Regions from separate parts of the Homo sapiens genome. Here region 1 is linked to region 2. The links are chromatin loops, found by intact Hi-C in ENCODE. Cell type or tissue: OCI-LY7. All regions are shown on one strand. Each heading gives the region's core, and the rest is flanking DNA. Links, peaks and the distances in the headings are about the cores only.

Region 1 (5,000 bases), core at 1-5,000, 170 kb before region 2:
CTCTTGACCACACGTGATCCGCCAGCCTTGGCCTCCTGCTTCCTTTAACATAGAATTTCCTTCCATAGGTACTCGGGTCCATTTCTGGGCTTTCTATTCTGTTTTCCTTTCTATTTTGTAGCAGTCTGTTTTAAGTTTAGCTAGTCTCCAGTATGTTTTATTATCTGATAGTTATAGTCTCCCCTCATTGCTCTTTTTTTTTTTTTCTGAGCTTGTCCTAGCTATTGTTGCATGTGTGTTTCTCTATTGTTGTCAGAAATTGGTGTTGAATTTTGTTGAATACCTTTCAACATTTATGGAAAGAATCACATGATTTTCCCCTAAACACCTAAAAAGTTAGTGAATTATATTAATGGATTTCCTAACTCAAATTTTCTACAGATAATCTGAAATTAATACCACTGGGTTCGGAGGTATTATTCTCCTAAGGTAGTGATATACTCTATTAATGGTTCATTGGGGAATTTTGCATTGATATTCATAAATAAGAATGGCCTGGAGTTTTTTGTGGCATCTTTATCAGGTTTAATTACTAATCAATGTTATATTTGCTTTGTAAAAATGTGGAAGTTTTTCTAAGCTCTGGAACAATTTATGTAGTATTGGATGCTTTAAAGTTTGGTAGAATTCTCCTGTGAAACCATCTGGGCTCAGTGCTAGTTCTTTGATATCTTTCGTATTTCTCTGTCACCACTGCAGTCAATATTTTGTCAGTTGTGTTCTCCTAGGAAATTATTTGTTTCATCTAGGTTTTCGTATTTATTTTCACAAAGACATGCAAACTAGTCTTTAATCTGGTCTAATAAGCTGGACTCAGTACAATGTGGTAAAGAATGAAATCACTTCTTCCTTACCCTATACTGAGTCCAACCCATTCAATAAAATTGTTACAGAAGTGTGGACATAACACTAGCTCTGTAGACCTTGGTCTGAAATCTGATGACAACTTGAAGCCACTCTCGTGCCTCTCCTAAAGGAATGTACTAGCCTTCTTAATATAATCTATCGAGGCAGCTCTGTTCAACCACTTCACTATGGTGTTGCCAACACATCCCAGAGAAACCACTGAGAAACAGTGGTTATACTGTTATATGGTGGTTATACTTACTTAATACTAAGAAGGAACTTAGTATTGACACAGATGAACACTTCACCAGAGCCAGAGGCTCCTCTTCACAGGGTTCTCCTGCTGTCCGGCTTAGCAGGTTCTCAGTCCTCAGTGGCAAAATCACACTGTGACAGAGTAACAAAATTTGTTGCAAAATGCAAAAGGCTGCAAAGCATGACTTTAATAGCATCACCCTTCAGTGTATGGTCCAGGTAGCAGTGTGATCTAGTATCTCTCATGCTTTAAAGAGCCTTCCCTTCCCTTCACATGCCTATAAATCTATGGCCTATGTTCTACTCACATTTTAACCTCTTTTATAGTCATGTCCACCTTCCCTCCTGAGTAGAGCTCATCTATGCCAATGGCCTTTAAAACATCAATATGCCACATATATGTTGTCTAGACCTTTCCTCTGTGCTCCACAGTCATTTATACAATTTCTATGTGACATCCACTGGCATGTCTTTCAGACAGCTTGACCTTTAAAAGCCCCAAACTGAATCTCCTCCATCTACTTCTCCTCCATCTAAATGGCTTCCTACAGCAGTTAGAATAAAAGACAAGCTCTCTGCCATGTGACAAGGCTCATCTAGAGCACCCATGATGACTAATCGACACCTCGGGTACCCTGTGGGTAAGTCCAGGTGTGTGAGGATGCAGGCCTAGAATAGGGATGATCATGGGGTGGAGTGAAGCTGCAGGACAGGTCTCAAGGGGGGACTGATAGGACTTAGCGAATGCAGAGCAATGGCTGAGAACCTTCTTCTGTAGCTGTTAATCTGTTTCTTGCTGCAAACTGGTGTGTTAGAGAGGACACGGTGAGCCTTCTGTGTTTTGTCAAGTCTCTCTTCACAGCTTTGTCCAGAAGCCCACATGGTGTTGCTGGCATGCATGCTGTAGGATGCCGTAAGCGAGCTTCTCCCAAAATAGTGTCAGGATCTTGCAACCTTTCACCACACTAGTGAGGTCAGGTAGAAGGCCCTGGACCCCTGCCTAAAATGGGGGAGTATATCCACTAGAGCAACTGGCAGGCCTGTAAGACCTTCGTCCTCCTCTGTTCTCTCTTCATCCTTAACTTCCCATATGGTCTGCCTTGGGGTCTCTCTCACCCACCCCTGATCCCCTTTCCCCAGCATGTCTTAGCCCATTTCTGGTTCCTGCTCAGGTGGTTGGCTCTGTTCTGCAGCTCTGTGTTTGGTAATTTTTTTGGTCTCTGAGTACCTAGGTTTGATTCTTCTTTCCTCTGGCTCTGAAATATCTGGTGGATGGAATCCTGGCAAGTGAGCTTGCCTTCTTCAAGGACTTCTCTACGCCCCTTGCTGTTCCCCCACCGGCCACCAGGAAGCAGTAAGCAATAACAGATGAAGCATCCCAGCTGAAACCCACCTCTGGTCCTCACCCAGCTCCAGCAAGATGTAACTCTCCAAGTTCTGAGTGAAATGAAAGAAGGGGTCAAAGATGCCCTGACATTGCTTGTCTGGGAGCTGGGGTAGTGGAGGAGTTGGGAACAGGAGTATGTTGGAGGAGAAGTTACAGAGTTCTGTTGGGGGCATGTTGAGCTGGGAAAGAACATGGGATATAAATGAATGGGGTGAGAAATATGGACTGGAGCCCAGGTGAAAGATTTGAATGCATGTGTGCAGAGATAACAGCTTCAGCCATGAGAGAAGACTCTCTAAGATATGCTGGCTAAGTCTGTGTGAATGTCCCCAGCCAGAGGAATCATTAATTTATCTGACCATCCATGGTGTTCAACAGCATTCTTGCTTCTTTTTGTTTGTTTGTTGTTTTTTGTTTTGTTTTGAGATAGTCTTACCCTGTTGCCCAAGCTGGAGTGCAGTGGTGCGATCTCAGCTCACTGCAACCTCCGCCTCCCAGGCTCAAGCGGTTCTCATGTCTCAGCCTCCCGAATAGCTGGAACTACAGGCATGTGCCACCAGGCCCGGCTAATATTTGTATTTTTAGTAGAGACAGGGTTTCACCATGTTGGCCAGGCTGGTCTCGAACTCCTGACCTCAAGTGATCCACCCACCTTGGCTTTCCAAAATGCTGGGATTATAGGCATGAGCCACGGTGCCCAGCCATCACTTGATGATAGGCTATAATTGGGCCATGATGGAGAACTCGATGCCCCCTGTTTATTGGAATCTTCACTCTGAAGTTAGCATCCATAAATTTGAGAGAAGAGGGAGATTTGGGCAGGGCGAATCACAAGTCTCTCTCCTCAGTCCTTGCATAAGAATGCAGAATCTCTGAAGTGGAGGGGGAAATCAAGGTGAATAAATGCTTTAAAATAAGTAAAATCTCTCTCAAGAGTTTAGATAGCATAGTGATAAGAACCATGAAAATACACAGTTTATTCACATTTTATTATGTAGATTTATAAGGTACCAAAGACTCTGCAAATTCAACTCTTTCAATGTCAAAAATGGTTGCTTATTTTCACTCTTTTTCTCATCAGTGGTTATGCATGTTTCTTTACTTTCTGAAATTTATCAAATGCCTTATTACAACCTTTATATTCATTTCAATGCAATACAAATTGAAATGTATTCCCTTGAGTATTTGAGGACACTTTTGAGATTTAGATTTTTTGAAAAATTTATGCTCATTGATATTTCATGTGCAAAGACGTATGTAAATCTAGACTGATTTGGATATTATGGTGCACTAATATCTCATTAGGTAGTTGTTTATTTCATAGACAGCTCTGTTTTTCAGTTGTTTTGCATTTCTATTATCCATGACCCTGACTTCCCAGAACCACCAAGCTACAAGGGCAATCTGAGCTTCTTCCCATATTTACTCTAAAGAGAAATTTTCTTCAAGAAATAACTTAGAACCAACCCTCAAGGAATATTATAGCTCTTGTTCTTCATCTCAGAGCATTTATGAGGACTGTTCTCCTGAAAGCCCTTGGGCTTTTGTGGCATATAGAGAGATTTGCAATTCTCTGTTATAGCTAGCTAACTAGGCTTCTGCCTTTCATATCTTTGCAAACATAAAATCACATTGTGGAAAAAGAAATGTGAGTTGTTCAGCCCTGGAATACCAGGGAATGACATTCTGTGCATAGTAAAATGTGTGTTGGGGAGAGCTTGGCTAGCTCTTATTCACAGTGGATCAGCTTTTCAAGGCTTCTTCCCAACATCTATGTTTTGAGGCCCGTGTTCAGATCATCTCATAAAAAATTAAATCACTCATCATGAAAGTGATTTATTAGGTGGGATCTAGCAGCAGCAGCATCTCCATCAGCCTCTCCTTGGAGCACCAGTGAACTTGGCCAGAGTCAGCAGAGAGCAAAATGGTCATCTCTGCAATGGTGTGCACTGTTGGGACCTAGCCCCTGGTGCTGAGCACACTTCCACGGAGGGCTCAAGCTGAAGGTGACTGAGAGAGCACCTGAGAATTTGGATATGGGGGCTGTTTTTTTTTTTTTGTAGCTAGAACAGGTAGGAATCATGAACTCTGCTTTTCTTAGCATGAATGGAAATTTACTGTGGTTTTCTTGTCTTTAATCATTAAAGATCTGCATTGATAAAATAATAAGAAGAATAGTTTTACTTCACTCTCAAATTATATCTTTCTGATTCTCCTGTGTTTTGAGGACTATTTATATATGGCACAAAAGGCATTTGCAACCCATTCCTGAATTTTGAAGTAGGGCATGATCACAGTTTTTAAAAGTCATATAAAGTATAAGAAAAATACAAGTAACTCTGAGAGGGGGAATCCTGTGAAAATATCCTATGAAAACAAATGAACTTATCAATTGTCAAAGACTCAAGAAGAGATAGATAGAAAGATAGATATTTCTAATATCTATAGATGTATTTATTATTATATTGTATTGTCATATTATATAATAGATATATAATAATTAGAAATGAAT
Region 2 (16,355 bases), core at 4,539-9,538:
CAAGTAATAATTTGCCATCATGAGGCTCGATTTTCATTCCTCAAACTCTTTCAACCATTTTCTCTTTCAGAGTCAGGTAATGAGTACCTATATACCTTTCCTTTCACTTTTGTAAAATCTGTGTGAGATATACCTGGCATTTTTCCTCCCGGATCTCTTGAACTCTGAGATGATGTAGTCTCTTTTCTCTGATTAATCAAAACAAAGAATTATTTATTAAACTAGCTCACTACGATACAGATGAAGAAATATTACTAGTCACCAAGGAGTTCACTAAGCTGTCTTCATAAGCTAATGGTAGAGTTCCTAGATGTGCCATCTCTCTGTCATCCCACCACCAAACATATATACACAGCCACTCTTTAGGCTATTGAGAGGTAGGTCTGCTTCCACGAGGCAATTTGGCTGAGGCCTTGAAGGAAATTTCTCTGATTCTCTCTCAACGTACTTGCCTTCCCTTCTCTGAATTGCCAAGCCCTTATGGTCAGGCATTTAGCATACATTACCTAGTATTTCAGCTACTTGTCTCCCCAGGACAGGGGTGTGTTTCCTTCTGTTGGGGCATCTTTAGCAAAATGCTCAATAAGCAGCAGTGGTCAAATGCACCAATCAGCAGGATGTAAGCAGTCAGAGAAGAGTAGGGGGTGGGCACACTGGGCAGAAGGAATCACAAGCACAAAAACACCTAGGCAGAAAACTCCAGGCCCTCACAGGAGACGATGGTTCCTCCCATTGTGACCAGGGAGGTGTCACGAAGATGGAGGAAGACAGAGGGCTGGAAGGGTAGGGAGAAGACAGACTAAAGGGACTTTGAGTGCCAACTTGAAGCACCTGGATTTGGCTCAGCAGGCAAAGGGGAGCCAGCGAAGGTTCCAGGTAAAGAAGATCTCAGCAAGATGCAGAAAAGGCAGTGTGAGTGAGCAAGGAGCAGTGGGAACACACTACACCGATTCAGGGGTGAGATCATAGCAGGTGCAACTGTGCAGTGCCCTTGACAATGACAAGAAGTGGACTTGAATGAGACAGCGAATGGAAGAATAAATTAACAGGACCTGGTAGCTGCATACGGGGTGGCCAAAGAGAGTGACCTGGGGCCTGTGTGGAATGAAATGAAAAGGCTTTGCGGCCAAGACTCACATTCAAAAGAGTATCACATGCAAACTTTTGTCTCCAATTTGAACATACAATTACAAAGACACACACAAACAAGATTCTCTGTAAATACAGACAAATTGATTCCAAAAGTTATATGAAAAGAACACAAAAAAACCCCAACTTGAATAGCCAACATTTTTTAAAAAAGGAAATAAAAATGGCAAGACTTACATGACCTGATTTTAAGACATGCTATAAACTATGGTAATCAAGACAATGTGGTATTGGGAAAGGGTAGACATATAGGTCAATGGAGCAGAGTCCAGAAACAGACTCATATAAATATGATCGATTTTTTTTCCAAAAGTGCAAAGACAATTCAGTGGTATATTTTCAACAAATGGTAGGCTGGGCATGGTGGCTCATGCCTGTAATCCTAGTACTTTGGGAGGCCAAGGCGGGAGGATCGATTGAGCCCAGGAGTTTGAAACCAGTCTGAGCAACATAGCAAGACCCTGTCTTAAAAAACAAACAAACAAACAAAGATGCTGGGACCAGTAGACAGACATATACTTTAAAAATGAACGTATAACTCCCAACTTATATAAAAATTAACCTAAGATGGATCATAGTCCTAAATATAAAATGTGAAATCATAAAACTCTCATAAGAAAACATCAGGAAAAATCTCTGTGACCTTGAGTTTGCCAAAGAGTTCTCAGATATAACACCAATATCATCCACAAAAGAAAACAAGATAAACTTAACTTCATGAAAATTAACAACTTTACTCTGCTAAGGACACTGTTAAGACAGTGAAAATTCAAGCCACAGAATGGGAGAGAAAATATTTGCCAATCATTTGTCTGACAAAGAATTCGTATCCAGAATATATAAAGAACTGTCAAAACTCAATGAGAAACACACAACCTGATTTTTAAAAATAGACAAAAAGGGCTGGGCGCAGTGGCTCACACCTGTAATCCCAACACTTTGGGAGGCCAAGGCAGGCGGATCATGAGGTCAGGAGATCGGGACCATCCTGGCTAACATGGTGAAACCTCGTCTCTACTAAAAATACAAAAAATTAGCCAGGCATAGTGGCAGGTGCCTGTAGTCCCAGCTACTCGGGAGGCTGAGGCAGGAGAATGGTGTGAACCTGGGAGGTGGAGCGTGCAGTGAGCTGAGATCGCGCCACTGTACTCCAGCCTGGGCCACGTAGTGAGACTCCGTCTCAAAAAAAAAAAAAAAAAAAATAGACAAAAAGTTTGAAGCAACATTTCACCAAAGAAGTTATTCAGATGACAACACACACATAAAGACATGCTCATCATTTAGTCATTAGGGAAATACAAAATTAAAATAACCATGATGTATCCTTACAGACCTAGTAGAATGGCTATGGCTAAACATTTTTTGAATACCTGACAATACCAAGTGCTATCAAGGATGTAGGAGCAACTTTCCTATGTTGTTGGTGGGAATAATAAATAGTACAGCAATTCTGGAAATGGTGTGTCGGTTTCTTATAGTTATGTATACACTTACCACACAACCTCACATTCCCACTCCTGGGTATTTATTCTAGAGAACTGAAATTTGTTCATACAAAAATCCGTCCACAAATGTTTATAGCAGCACAATTCATAATCACCCAAATTGGGAATAACCCAAATATTCTTCAATTGGTGAACAAATAAACTGTGATACATCCATACCATGGATAAACAAACCATACAATAAAAAAAAATAATAAAATCAGCCAGGCATGGTGGCTTATGCTTGTAATCCCGGCACTTTGGGAGGCTGAGGCAGGCAGATTACTTGAGGTCAGGAGTGAGAGACCAACTTGGCCAACATGGTGAAACCCCGTCTCTACTAAAAATACAAAAATTAGCCAGGTGTGGTGGCACACGCCTGTAATCCCAGCTATTCGAGAGGCTGAGTCAGGAGAATTGCTTGAACCCAGGAGGCTAAGGTTGCAGTGAGCTGAGATCATGCCACTGCACTGCAGCCTGGGAGATAGAGCAAGATTCTGTCTCAAAATAATAATAATAATAATAATAATAATAAAATAATAAATAATAGAAGTAGCAATAAAAAAGGACAAACTGCAGATGCATGTAACAACTTGGATGGATCTCAAAGGCATTATGCTGAGTCTCAAAAGATTACATACTGTGTGATTCCATTCATATGGCCTTCTGAAAAAGGTGGTAGGGACATGCACTAGGCTAAGTAATGCCCCAAAATGTATTACTGGAGTCTGTGAATGTTAACACATCTGGCAAAAAAGAATTTTGCAGGTGTGATTAAGTATCTGGAGATGGGTCTCTTAATCACAAGTGTCCTTATAAGACGGAGGCAGGAGATTTGACACAGAAGAATTGGTGATAGGAAGAGGGAACTGAGAGAGAGACTTGGAGATGCTAGCCATGGAGATTAGGCTAGTGTGCCCACAAGTCAAGGAATGCTGGCAGCCACCAGAAGCTGGAAGGGGCAAGGAATGGATTCTCCCCTAGAAATTTCAGTGTTGGAAATGTGGCCCTACCGACACCTTGATTGTGGCCCCATGATGTTGAAGTTGTACTTTGGGACTCCAGAACTTTGAGAGAATAAATCTCAGTTTTCGAAGCCACTAAATTTGTGGTAATTTGTTACCTCAGCCACAGGAAATGAATACAGGACAGAAAACAGATCAGTGGTTTCCAGGGCTTGGCACTCCCCAGGGTGCTGCCATGGTTCTGTAGCCTATTTGTAGTGGTGGTTACAAGAATCTAGGCATATGTCAAAATTCATAAAAATTAAACACCAAAAAACTGAATACTACTGTATTTAAAATTTTTAAAAATCAATCAATCAATCATTCAGGCCAAGTGCGGTGGCTCATGCCGGTAATCCCAGCACTTTGGGAGGCCGAGGTGGGCAGATCACTTGCGGTGAGAAGTTCGAGACCAGCCTGACCAATATAGTAAAACCCGTCTTTACTAAAAATACAAAAATTATCTAGGTGTAGTGGCAGGCGCCTGTAGTCTCAGCTACTCAAGAGGCTGAGGCAGGAGAATTGCTTGAACCCAGGAGGCAGAGGTTGCCATGAGCCGAGATCACACCACTGCACTCCAGCCTGGGTGACAGAGCATGACTCCATCTCAAAGAAAAAAAAATCAATCAATCAATAAAAACTTAAAATTAAAAAATCTATATACTGGGGTCTCAAAAGAAGAAGTGGTCCCAGCCTCCTCCAAGCTCTGAGAGGCCCTGGAAGAATGCTGAGGGGAAGCCAGGTCTCCAGCCCGTGTGACTCCAGGGCCATTACAGGAAGTGGAGAAAGGGATTGGTGTGAGGTGTGTGTGTGTGGAGGGGAGGAATCATCAAGCTGTCCTAGACACAGTGAACTTGAGGAGACCTAAGGCTTTCCAGGTGGTGATGTGGAAGGCAGTTGGAAACCATGTCTCTGGGAGAGGCAGAACAGTGTGTAGGAGACACGCGAGTGCACTGATTATGAGCATAGATTTTCACATAACGCAACGTATATGAGCTATGTGGCTTTGGCAAGTTACTTAGCCTCTCTGAACCTCAGTTTCATCTTCTTTAAAATGGGACAATCCTCAAGCAAGGATTCCATGAGGGAACGGCAGTAAACACTTAACCTTGTGCCTGCCACGTGATAGAGCAGGAAACATGAGCTGGGACAATTATTGTCAGGACAGTGATTGACCTCGAAGTGACTTAGAATTGGATTTGGGATCATTGCAGAGATTCAAGATGGATGCCACAGGAGTGGTGAGGGCCTGCAGAAGAGACTGAAGACTAGAGGGTGGAGGCAGAGCTGGAGATGAGGGGCTGCTCTGGAGGCAGGAGCACAGCCAGGTAGCTGAAAGAGGATGCAATGGTGTGTATTCGTTTGCTAGGGCAAACTAATATGTTTGCTGCCATAACACAGTACCACAAACTAGGTAGTTGAGAACAACAGAAATCTATCTCACAGTTCTGGAGGTCAGAAGTCTGAGATCAAGGTCCGTGGAGTTGGTTCTTTCCGGGGGCTCTGAGGGAGAAATCTGTCCTGTGCCTCTTCCAGTAGCTTCTAGGTGGTTCTGGGGTGCTGCTATAACAAATACTTAAAAATGCAGAGGTAGATTTGGAATTGGATAATGGGTGGAGGCTGAAAGCATTGGAAGGCGCATGACAGAAAAAGCCTAGATTACCCTCAAAGAGATTGTTGCTAGAAATATGAATATCTCTCTCTCTCTTTTTTTTTTAACCTTTGTGGAAACAGTCTCACTCTTGCCCAGGCTGGAGTGCAGTGGTGCGATCCGGCTCACTGCCACCTTCACTTCCTGGGTTCAAATGATTCTGGTGCCTCAGCCTCCCAAGTAGCTGGATTACAGGCACCCACTACCATGCCTGGCTAATTTTTCTTTTTCTTTTTCTTTTTTTTTTTTAGTAGAGATGAAGTTTCGCCATGTTGGCCAGGCTGGTCTCAAACTCCTGGCCTTGAGTGATCAGCCCATCTTGGCCTCCCAAAGTGCTGAGATTACAGATGTGAGCCATGGTGCCTGGCAGCAATATGAATGTTAAAGGTGCTTCCAGTGAGGTCTCAGACAGAAATGAAGAGCACGTTGAAAACTAGAGGAAAGGCGATCCTTGTTATATTACCTCAGAGCTGGGGGAGAATAAACCTGGTGGTCTCTGTGCATCAATTGTCCAGCAGACCTGAGGGCTCTAATGTCTGGCTATAGTATTGCACCATGGGGCCAGCATGAGGCTCAACAGAGGAGGACAGGAGGGACATGGTCCCAGCTCCTGGTGGGGAATTGCTGGGATCTGGGGAGCTTTGCAGACAAGATGAATTTCTTAAAGGCAAAGGGTGATGAATCCTGAGGGCCTGTCTCTGGGGTCCCTCAACTGCAAATTCCTTCTTCCCACTCTCCTCTTCACCTTTGTCTCCCACAAACTCCCCAGCGCTGCTTTCTCCTGGCAGAAGCCTTCCAGCCTCACCCCTCTCTGCCCAGGGCTTTTTGCAAAAGGTGTCTCACAAGCCCTCGCAACAGCTCCTGAGGCCTGTGGGATGGGAACTGTGAGTCTCATTTTATAAACAAGAACATGGAGGCTCAGAGAGGTTATCAGACTTATCCAAGTCACACAGCATGTTGAGGACAGCAGTATTCACGCCCTGGTCTCTATACTCCCAGGCCGGAGCTGGACACACCGCACCACGTGGCTTTGGTTTCTGATGGTTCTTGCTTTGGGAGCCTTGGCCTGAAGGAGAAAGGGAAGCCAGAGGCAGATTCCCTGAGTTATCTGGTTCTGATCCCAGCCAGAGAGCATCTGGCTTTGGGGGAGGTCTTCGTCCTCCAGGCACTTAGAGCATCCCCACTGCAGGGACAGGACGCTTCGGCTTTGCTGGCGGCATGACCACAAGGGGGCAGTGGCGCTGCATGTGACGATCTACGGGCGGGAGGGACTCGAGGTCTCCAGAGACGGGCAGGTGGCTCTGCTTCCCTGCGACACCCTCAGAGCCCCCAGCTGCCAGCATCCTGCCCAGACACCTCTCCTCCAATGAGCGCTCATCAGCCTTCAGAATACATAACTTTGACTCTCAATGGTCTCTTCTGGGTTTCCCTTAGCTGGGGCGGGGCTTGCTGCTGGAGAAGCCTCCATCTCCCACCACAAACTCCCACATTCAGCCCCGACTCGAAATTACTGGAGTCCCCTTCACTCCATGCTTCCTCCTCCTTCTCTCCCCTTCCTCGGGAGCTTAGAATTTGAAGAGGACAGCTCCTCCAGGTGTTCTCAAAGTGGGTTCCACAGAGCCTGTGAGATCCCTAAGGGAACCCCCTAGGAACGTGTGGGGAGCAAGGTGGGCTGGACAGGGACTTGGAACTGTTGGAAGAAGAGTCCAAAAGTCCATGCCCACACAACCGGCTGAGACTCTGTCACCCGTCCCACAGTCATTAACCAAGCACCTGCTATGGGCTGGGCATCTAGACACTCGGGAGACAACAGAGAGCAAAACAAAGATCCCAGCCTTTGAGAGACTTAAATGCCATGGGGAGTTCTGTTTGTTCTGCATCAAAGCAAAAATGATAAGAGAGATAATTTACAAACCCAGCACACATCACCTAATTGTATGGCTGCTGGGCCCAGGCAGCACCCTCCTTGTGATCTTTCTTTTCTTCTTATTCCTGGTCCTTCTCTTCCATCTTTCCTGGCTCCTGGACACCTCCTTCAAGGCAAGAGCTCATGACAGGCAAGAAGGGACCCACACAGGGCAAGGGATGAGTGGGGAGAGAGCTTGCCACATGGGGAAGGGCAGGAAGAGGGGATGCCAGAGGCCCCGCGGTAAAGCCCCTCGGCCCATCACTCAGCCCATGAATCTGGTGTGCTGGAGCCTGAGGAGTCAAGAAGAAGGACTGCTTGGCAGGGACGGCCTTAGTCCAGAGACCTCACACTCCAACCCTCTCTGCCCCACAGCAGCGGGAAGGGAAGAGTGAGGGAATGGGATGGAGGGGCAGCACTCAGTGGGCAGAGTCTGGGCAGACCTTGGGGAGTCCCAGAGTCATGTCTGTTAAGAAGATCCAAGCCAGACCTCCCTGAACTCCAGCCCAGAAACAGACTGCTGTTCCCTGAGTGTTTCTACAGAAGCTGCCGAAACTCAGGGAAAGTGAACTCATCCCACACGTGTGGGAGACACATATGCAGAGTACAAAACAGTCCTCAGGGGACCAGCTTCTCAGGGAGCCCCAGTCTGATGGAGACACAGCCCCGTCCTCAGGGAGCCCCAGTCTGAGGGGAGACACAGCTGCATCCTCAGGGAGCACCAGTCTGAGGGAGACACAGCCTCGTTCTCAGGGAGCCCCAGTCTGAGGGGAGACAGAGCCCCGAGCTCAGGGAGCCCCAGTCTGAGGGGAGACACAGCCCAGTCCTCAGGTAGCCCCAGTCTGAGGGGAGAAGCAGCCGCAGTCTGGAGTGGAGAGAGACTCCACCTCTAGCGTCTTGGATGGGCTATTCCTGTCCCTCCCTGCCGCTGTCTTTCTGCCTCTCTATTCCTTTTTCTCTCTCATGTAAGTGCATTCACACAAACACATCTACACACACACAACCATATGCAGACATTCAGAAAGAAGTCTTAAAAGCACTCAAGACTACATCTCAATATCTGCGAAGAGCATAGCTCAAACTCCAAGCACAAGACCAAACCCACCTCTCTGACTGTGTCGTGAGTCAGGAAAGTCCTTGAGGTTGAGCTGCCAAGAGTGAGGTCCAAGCCTCACTGGAACTCACGGGCTTTGAATCCTGTTGCACCCTCTGAGGGTTTGAGAGTGAGAGCCCTCACCTGCTGACCTATCCTCATCTGCATGGTAACTTTCTAGCTCTGATACTGGGTCAGACTGCAGAGGAAGCAGATCCTGAGGACTAGGAGCACTTAAAGTGACTGAGAACATCGAGGGATGGGGTGATGTGGGATAGTGAGGCTGACCACCCAGCTGTCCAAGCTCCCTATGGGAGGCCAGGCCAAGAAGTAAAGAATACCCCCGCCCTCGTACCTCCCTCACACACATGCTTGTCTTAACTCCCAGAGCCCTGGGCGCCAACAGGAGTTAGCACCCTCCAAGGTTCTGTCCCATGGTTCTTGTTTGGGCCTCTGTGCAGGGGGGGGTCAAGGGCCTGGGCAGGAGGGACCCTAAATGGGTTCTGGTCCAATAATATTTGGAAACTACCCTTTTTGTCACTTGCATGACCCTAGTCACTTTCTGTTGCAAGAAAAGGGACACCCCAATTCATTCATAAACATCATGGAAAGCAGAAGAATTAACACTGTTCAAATGAGAGGTGGAAGAAAGGAAGAATTCATGAGTGATCTAGGGACGTAGAGAAGCTCCGAAATCAACTTTTCTAGCACTCTTTAAACTCAAGACTGATTCCCTTCCTTGCAGTCTGGTCCAGAGGCAGAGGGATGAAACACTGACATCTCTAACTCCTAAGGCTCAAAGTGGCAAGATCACCTATCCCTCAGGGACAGTCACGCTGCCAGTGATGTGGAGCTCACTCTCTCTAAGCTCCCCTGGCTTTGCTAGACGGCCCTGTGTGGTGGGATTTGGAATGTGAGGCTGCTGGGACCCCTGTCCTCCACCTGGTCACAGGTGACTCTAGCAAAGAAGAAGGTGGCGTGCTGAGCCATGCGTTCCATTTTACAATGAGCCCCAGAGTCTTCCTGGCTGAGACTGGGAGCTCCTTCTTGAAAGACGGATTTCACAGATGAGATTTTGCTCTGAAGTGGCCCCATTGTGCTTCCAGACGGCACAAGGGAGGTGGGGGTAGTGCGGTGAGGAGGCTTGGCTCTGGGCTGTGCTGTGATGAAGGTACATTCGCCAAGGGCGCTGCCTGGTCCCATCAACAGGGTGGGGGTGGGAGGCGGGTGTCCGGGCCTGGCATGATGCCTCTTGCCTTGGCATTTCCCACGCCTGGATTATGGTTCAGCCAGACTTCCTGTGCAGGTCTGGCCAGTCCTGAGCCCTGGGGGGCAGCGGAAGCTGTGTATGCCCTAGGGCTATGCTGCCTGTCTGGTGGACAAACAAGATGTTTATTCAGTGAAGGCAAAAGGAGAAGCCCAGGGATGAAGCTGCTGGTGCCCTAGCCCTTCCTTCCTGCCTTCCCCCTCCCAATGCCACACACACCCCAATCCAAAGCTCAGAGCACTAGAGTCAGAGCCCCAGGAAGACACACAGGCACACCCAGATGTCAACACTGAGGACCCCATGGGCAGACAGACACACAGCACACACATACACCCACCGTACAACAAGGGAAACTCTGTGGACAAGTCTATGTTCTCTTTTCTGATATAACCTTCCTACACACATAGCCTTTGTGTTTTAAAGTCAATTAACCCTGGAAAAACACAAAGTTAAAGGGGTGGCGCCGGTCCAAGAGTGTCACAGCAGCCACCAGTGCCAAGACGGAGAATTGGCCTTGAGAGGGTAGGAGGTGGTGGCTGGCAGCAAGGGCAGGGCATCCAGGGTACAGTTGCCAGGTTTGTGGTGTGGCGCCTCTGGGGTGGACAGATTGGGCCTTGATCTTGGATGCTGTCCTGGGAGGCTAATAGGATGAAAGACCTACCTCCCCAGACTAAAGAGCCAGGCTCTGGGGCAAAGAAGAAGGTGGCGTGCTGAGCCATGCGTTCCATTTTACAGGGAGACCCAGAGCCTTCCTGGCTGAGACTGGGAGCTCCTTCTGGAAAGACAGATTTCACAGATGAGAGGCAGAACAGAGCAGAGCAGGGAAGTGGACAGATGGACTCCTAGAGGGAATCTGGGGCCCTCTAGGGCTATGCTACCCACAAGTGTGGTTCATGCACCAGCAGCATCTTAGAAATGCAGAATCTTGGGTCAACCCAGACCTACTGAATCAGAGACTGGTTATTCATATACATATGAAAGTTTCTGAGGCACCTCTCTAGGAGCTTCCTGGACCCTGGATGAGAGTTTTCCCCTGGGTAAGTCATGGATTACAACATCACTCCTGGTAGACTGTACTCTTGGGTTTGGAAGACACCTTAGGAGGTCAGCCCAGCTATTTCCCAAGCTCCAGGTGGGGTTACAGCCCTGGCCTTTCAGGTGGATTCATTCATTCATTTCACACGTTTGCTGTGGCACCATTCCAGGCATTAGGGATCAAACAATAAGTAAAAGCCAGACCTGGTCTCTGCCCTTTTGGAGCTCTCAGTCTAGTGGGACTGACAGGTAAGATTTTCCTGAAGAAGTGTCGCTTGAGTTGCATTTTGAAAAGGTCAACTTGGTGAAAAGAGGAGAGAAGCATATTTTAGGCAGTGGAACAGCTCATGTAAAGGCCCTGAGGCGAAACAGTGTATGGCTGGTTTTTAGAACTGAAAGGTCAGTGTGGCCAGGGAGCAGAGAGTGGGGAAGACCCTTGCATCTGATGAGATGAGTGCCTCCAGTAAGGTCTCTGTGCCTGCCATACCCTTTGATTAGTAGGTTACGGAGAACCTTAGGATATTAGAAAGTGAAGGAACCTTGGCCTTCATTCAGGCCAATGCTTTGAACCTGGCTTCAAGCCTCAGCTCCATTATAAATTAACTGTAAATGTGACCTTGGGTCATTGTTTTCTCATCCGAAAAATATCCAGTCAGGGGTGCAAGAAGTGACACCTACTTCGTCTAGACTAGGAGGGTGTCACAGAAGGCTTCATCAAGGAGCTATTTTTATTAGGACACATAATAGGCTGCTATAAAAAGAGACTGCAAATACAGAGACTTAAACAAGAAACACTTTGATTTCTCTCTCATGTAAACGTCTGAGTAGATGGTCCACAATATGGCAACTCAATGGTGGGGGAAGCCATGTGCCTTCTGCCTTATTGCATGGCCACCTTCAGCATATAGCTTCTGTTTCATATGGTCTAAAGTGATTGTTCCAGCTCCTGCCATCACATTTGCACTCCTCTTCCTTTTAAAGGCACTATCCAGAGGTTGCACACGCCATGTCTGCTCATATCTCGTTGGGACATAAGTCAGTCATGTGACCACATGTAGCTGCAAGGGAGTCTGAGAAATGTAATCTTTAGCTAGGGAGCCAGCTACAAATTCAATTACTGTGTAAGAATAGGAGAATGAATATTAAGAGGCAACAAGTAGTCTCTGCCACAGGGGATGACCCAGGGTTTGAAGGTGAAGTTGGGAGCCAGGGCTCTCCAAGCTTCTTCTCTGCCTTGAGCTGCCCTAGCCTGCTTCACTGAATTCAACAGGGCCAGGCTCCATCTTGCTCCATAATCCACCCCTATTCCTGCCAACTTCAGGAAGTCAACTCAGCCTGCAGAGGCTTTGGTAGTGTAGGGTTGCAGTCATGGAGGGTAGGCAGGCCCCATCATACCACACGCTGGGTTCTGGGAGGGTTCCCAGCAGGCTGGTAAGTCAGGCTCGAGATTAGGCAGGTTTCCATGCCTCACACTTGTCAGAGGCTACTGCTGCCACCCTTGCCTTCATGGAAGAGACCAGTCTGGAGTGGGTGGTGGGCTGGCTGTGTTTTCATGACCTGTTCCTGAGCCAGCACCAGGGCTGGTCCCCATAGTCAGGTAACCAGCTGGCAGCAGCAGTTGGGATGGCTCAGGAGCTCTTTCCCACCAGGTTATCTGACTCTGAGAAGGCCAAAACAGCCAACACCAGCAGATTCCAGGGGCTTGGGCCCTGCGGGCTGTCTGGGCAGCTCATCCCAGCCTTTGCTGGCAATGGCTGCCTTTTGGGGCCCCTGCTCTCCATGCTTGTTTTATCTGAGAAGGGTTAGGGATGGGGTGAAGCAGGGGCTATGGTAGAGCAGGGTTTCCCAACTTCAGCATTATTGACATATGGGGCTGGAAAACCCTTTGTTTGCAGGGGGCCGACCTGGGCATTGTAGGACGTTGAGCAGCATCCCTGGGCTCGACCCATGAGATGCCAGTGGCACCCCTACTCCCTCCCACAAGTTGCCAAACGTCTCCTGGGAGTGTGGGTGAATCAATCCTGACTGAAAACCACTGGTGTTGTTGGAAAAGGTCCTGATGTACCAAAGGAAGAAGTCAGGCATGGATGGATGGAGGGAGAGGGAGAGAGAGCAAGAAAGAGAGAGAATGGGGGAAAGGAAAGGGGAGAAACAGGTGGGGGGAGAAAAAAGGGGGAAGGATAGGTACTGAAAGTGAAAAAATAACATTCAAAAGGAAAATAAAAGGAGAAAATAAAAGAAAGAGGCAAGTTTAGAAAGGCCAGGCCCTAGAAGGCAGGGGCTGGAGGTAAGGGTTGGGGGATGTCAAGCAAGTCATCAGACCCCAGGGGTTGTTCTGAGGTCTGGAGATGTGATGGGGCAATGTAGGAGCTGGCCTGGGGCAAAGGGGCCATCTCAGAACTCTAGAGTTGTCAAAATTGAGAACCTGGATTCCCATCCCCTAGCAGCCAGGCCACATAGCAGAGCTTTTAAGGGTCATTCCTTAGCCGGGATCAGCAGGCAGGCCAGACTCCTCAAGCTTCTCCCAGGTCTCTGGATCTCTTAATGGGGTTAGAATTTGGATGTGGGATCTCTTCAATGTTTCTTTTTCACCTACAGAGAATTTTCACCAGTGACTGGGCCATTGCATAGAGGCTGACCGCTTTTGGTCTCTGCTATCTCCTAAAACCCCACTCAGATGTTACTGAGAAGGCATAACCCACAAGGACAAGAAAAGTGAAGTTGTGGGGTAGTCAGCAAAATTCTGGAAACTGAAAAGGGGAAGGACAGTTACTCACCCCCGGGAAGCAGCTGCACCGTAGCTGCCTGGCCTGGAGGTGGGAGGATGGTCAGGATGGCAATGAAAAGCAGGCTGCTTTGAGCTTCGAGCTTAGGGAGCCTCCAATGGCTCAGCGCTTGGAAACACTGGATACCTCAGAAGCGGGTGCCAGGGTGGAGGGCTGAGAGGGACTGGCTGGAAGTGAGTGAAGAAGCAGTGAGAGCCCCAGATCCCCTCCTACTTCTTGCAAAGCCTTCTCCACTATAGCAGAAGATGGGCTGGCTTATAGAGAGGTTAACACAGGTGAGGCTAGAAATTAAGTGCAAGTCTGCACACCAAAAGTAGTTTCCCCAAGCCCTTCCCCACTCAGCATCAGAACATTGGAACTGGTTTATATCTCTGAGCAAATTTGAGGGACTCAGCAAATTACTGGGAAATTGACCCAAGAGAAAGGACCTACAGATGCTGACATTTAGAGGTTTCTCAGTGAAAAAGTGGGCTGGCTACCAAGTTTACTGGGCACCAGCCCTGTTCACATACAGTCAACCCTCGAACAAGACGGGTTGAACTGTGCAGGTCCACTTATACACGGATCTTCTTCTACCTCTGAGACAGCAAGACCAGCCCCATGTCTTCCTCCTCCTCATCCTACTCATTGTGAAGATGACCAGGATGAACACATTTATGATGATCCGCTTCCACTTAATAAATAGTAAACAGGCTGGGCATGGTGGCTCACGTCTGTAATCCTAGCACTTTGGGAGGCCGAGGTGGGTGGATCATGAGGTTAGGAGTTCCAGACCAGCTTGGCCAAGATGGTGAAACCCCGTCTCTACTAAAAATACAAAAATTAGCCGGGTGTGGTGGCTTGTGCCTGTAATCCCAGCTACGCGGGAGGCTGAGGCAAGGAATTGTTTGAACCTGGGAGGCGGAGGTTGCAGTGAGCTGAGATTGCGCCACTGCACTCAGAGTGAGACTCAGTCTCAAAAAATAAAATAAATAAATAAATAGTAAACATATTTTCCCTTCCTCATGATTTTCTTAGCAGCATTCTCTTTTCTCTAGCTTACTTTATTATTAGAATACAGCATATGTCACATATAACACAAAAAATATATGTTAATTGATTGTTTATGTTATCGGTAAGGTTTCCTGTCAACAGTAGCCTATTAGTAGCTAAGTTCTGGGGAAGACAAAAGTTGTACATGAATTTTCAACTAACATGAGTGTTCTTGTACACTCCTTATCCTGCACAGGTGTGAATGTGACTGTAGGATAAACTTGTAGAAAGGGATCACACCCTCTTCCCACACTGTCTAACATGCGCATTCAACCCTAGCCCCCATGTTGTTCAAAGGTCAACTGTAATCAGAGCTTCAGCATTAAATACGAATGGACAACAAAATATCACTAGGTACTGCAAGAGATATGTGAAAAAGAGAAACCAAAATAAACAAGAAAAAATTGTTTTAAATACTCAAGAGATGGTACATAAAATGGAATATTTGGGAGGCCAAGGTGGGTGGATCACGAGGTCAGGAGATTGAGACCATCCTGGCTAACATGGCGAAACCCTATCTCTACTAAAAATACAAAAAATTAGCCGAGCGTGGTGGCATGCACCGGTAGTCCCAGCTACCTGGGAGGCTGAGGCAGGAGAATCACTTGAACCTGGGAGGCGGAGGTTGCAGTGAGCCGAGATCACACCACTGCACTCCAGCCTGGGCAACACAGCGAGACATCATCTCAAAGAAAAAAGAAAAAGAAAACAGAATACATATATGCAAATATATCTTTTGTCTCTTTGATATAGTATTCTCAGAAAAATACCAAAACCTTTGAATAAAGAATAAGATGCTATGAGAAAAAGTAATGTTCACAAAACAAGAAACACTCTTGAAAATTAAAATTATGGGCTGGGTGCAGTGGCTCACGCGTGTAATCCCAACACTTTGGGAGGCCGAGGCAGGCAGATCACCTGAGGTCAGGAGTTCAAGACCAGCCTGACCAACATGGTGAAACCCCATCTCTACTAAAAATACAAAAATTAGCTGGGTGTGGTGGCGCACGCCTGTAATCCCAGCTATTCGGGAGGCTGTGGCAGGAGAATTGCTTGAACCCAAGAGGAGGAGGTTGTAGTGAGCCGAGATTGCGCCACTGCACTCCAGCCTGGGCAACAGAGACTCTGTCTCAAAAAAAACAAAAACAAAACTTGCCTAGATCTTTAAAAAGTCAGTGCTGGGCCAGGCATGGTGGCTCATGCCTGTAATCCCAACACTTTGGGAGGCCTAGGCGGGTGGATCACCTGAGGTCAACATGGCGAAACCCCATCTCTACTAAAAATACAAAAAATTAGCCAGGCGTGGTGGTGGGCGCCTGTAATCCTAGTTACTCCAAGGACTGAGGCTGGAGAATCGCTTGAACCCGGGAGGTGGAGGTTGCAGTGAGCTGAGATTGTGCCATTGCACTCCAGCCTGGGCGACAAGAGTGAAATTCCATCTCAAAAAAAAAAAAAAAAAAGGCAATGCTATGGGGCAACAAAAAGATAGGAAGACTACAATAGATTTTAGAAAGACTAAGGAGACCTAACAACCAAATGGAATGAGATAAGATCCCAGTTCACACAGACCAGTTACAAAAGATAATTTGGGCACAATTTAGAAAATTTAAATATGGATTTTAAAGATATTAGATATTAATTTTCTTAGGTGTGATAATAGTGGTACGATGATGTAGCAGAATGTCCTTAATCTTAGGATCTGCAGGCTAAAGTATTTAACAATCAAGAATAATGTGTTCTAGGGTGCACTAAAATCTCAGAATTCACCACTGTATAGTTCATCCATGTAACCAAAAACCATTTGAACCCTAAAAGCTATTGAAATTAAAAAAAACTAATAAAAAAATGTAGTCTACAAATTTCTTTGAAATAGTTCTGCCAAAGTATACATGCAGTATATAGATATACAATTAATTGTTCCTTCTTGTTTCACACTAATACAGTAGCT

Evidence for each region. Hi-C counts contacts between places; a loop is a spot of excess contacts. Peaks named below come from ENCODE experiments on the same cell type or tissue, not always from the same donor. Only the 100,000 strongest peaks of a DNase experiment are listed, where the experiment ranks them.
Region 1: it touches region 2 in a loop (2.5-fold over the local background); 10 of 110 quality-filtered maps call a loop at or near these places.

The regions. Positions count from the first base shown.
Region 1 is chr6:38,994,867-38,999,866 of GRCh38, forward strand. All of the region lies in intron 88 of DNAH8 (dynein axonemal heavy chain 8), which reads left to right. Among named protein-coding and RNA genes, the nearest start is that of DNAH8-AS1, 44 kb to the left of the region's middle. In OCI-LY7, for the core only: a CTCF peak has its summit at 2,437 (motif pointing right); a DNase peak (open chromatin) is centred at 2,455.
Region 2 is chr6:39,160,077-39,176,431 of GRCh38, forward strand. No RefSeq gene overlaps it. Among named protein-coding and RNA genes, the nearest start is that of SAYSD1, 53 kb to the left of the region's middle. In OCI-LY7, for the core only: CTCF peaks have their summits at 6,509 (motif pointing right) and 6,708; a DNase peak (open chromatin) is centred at 6,545.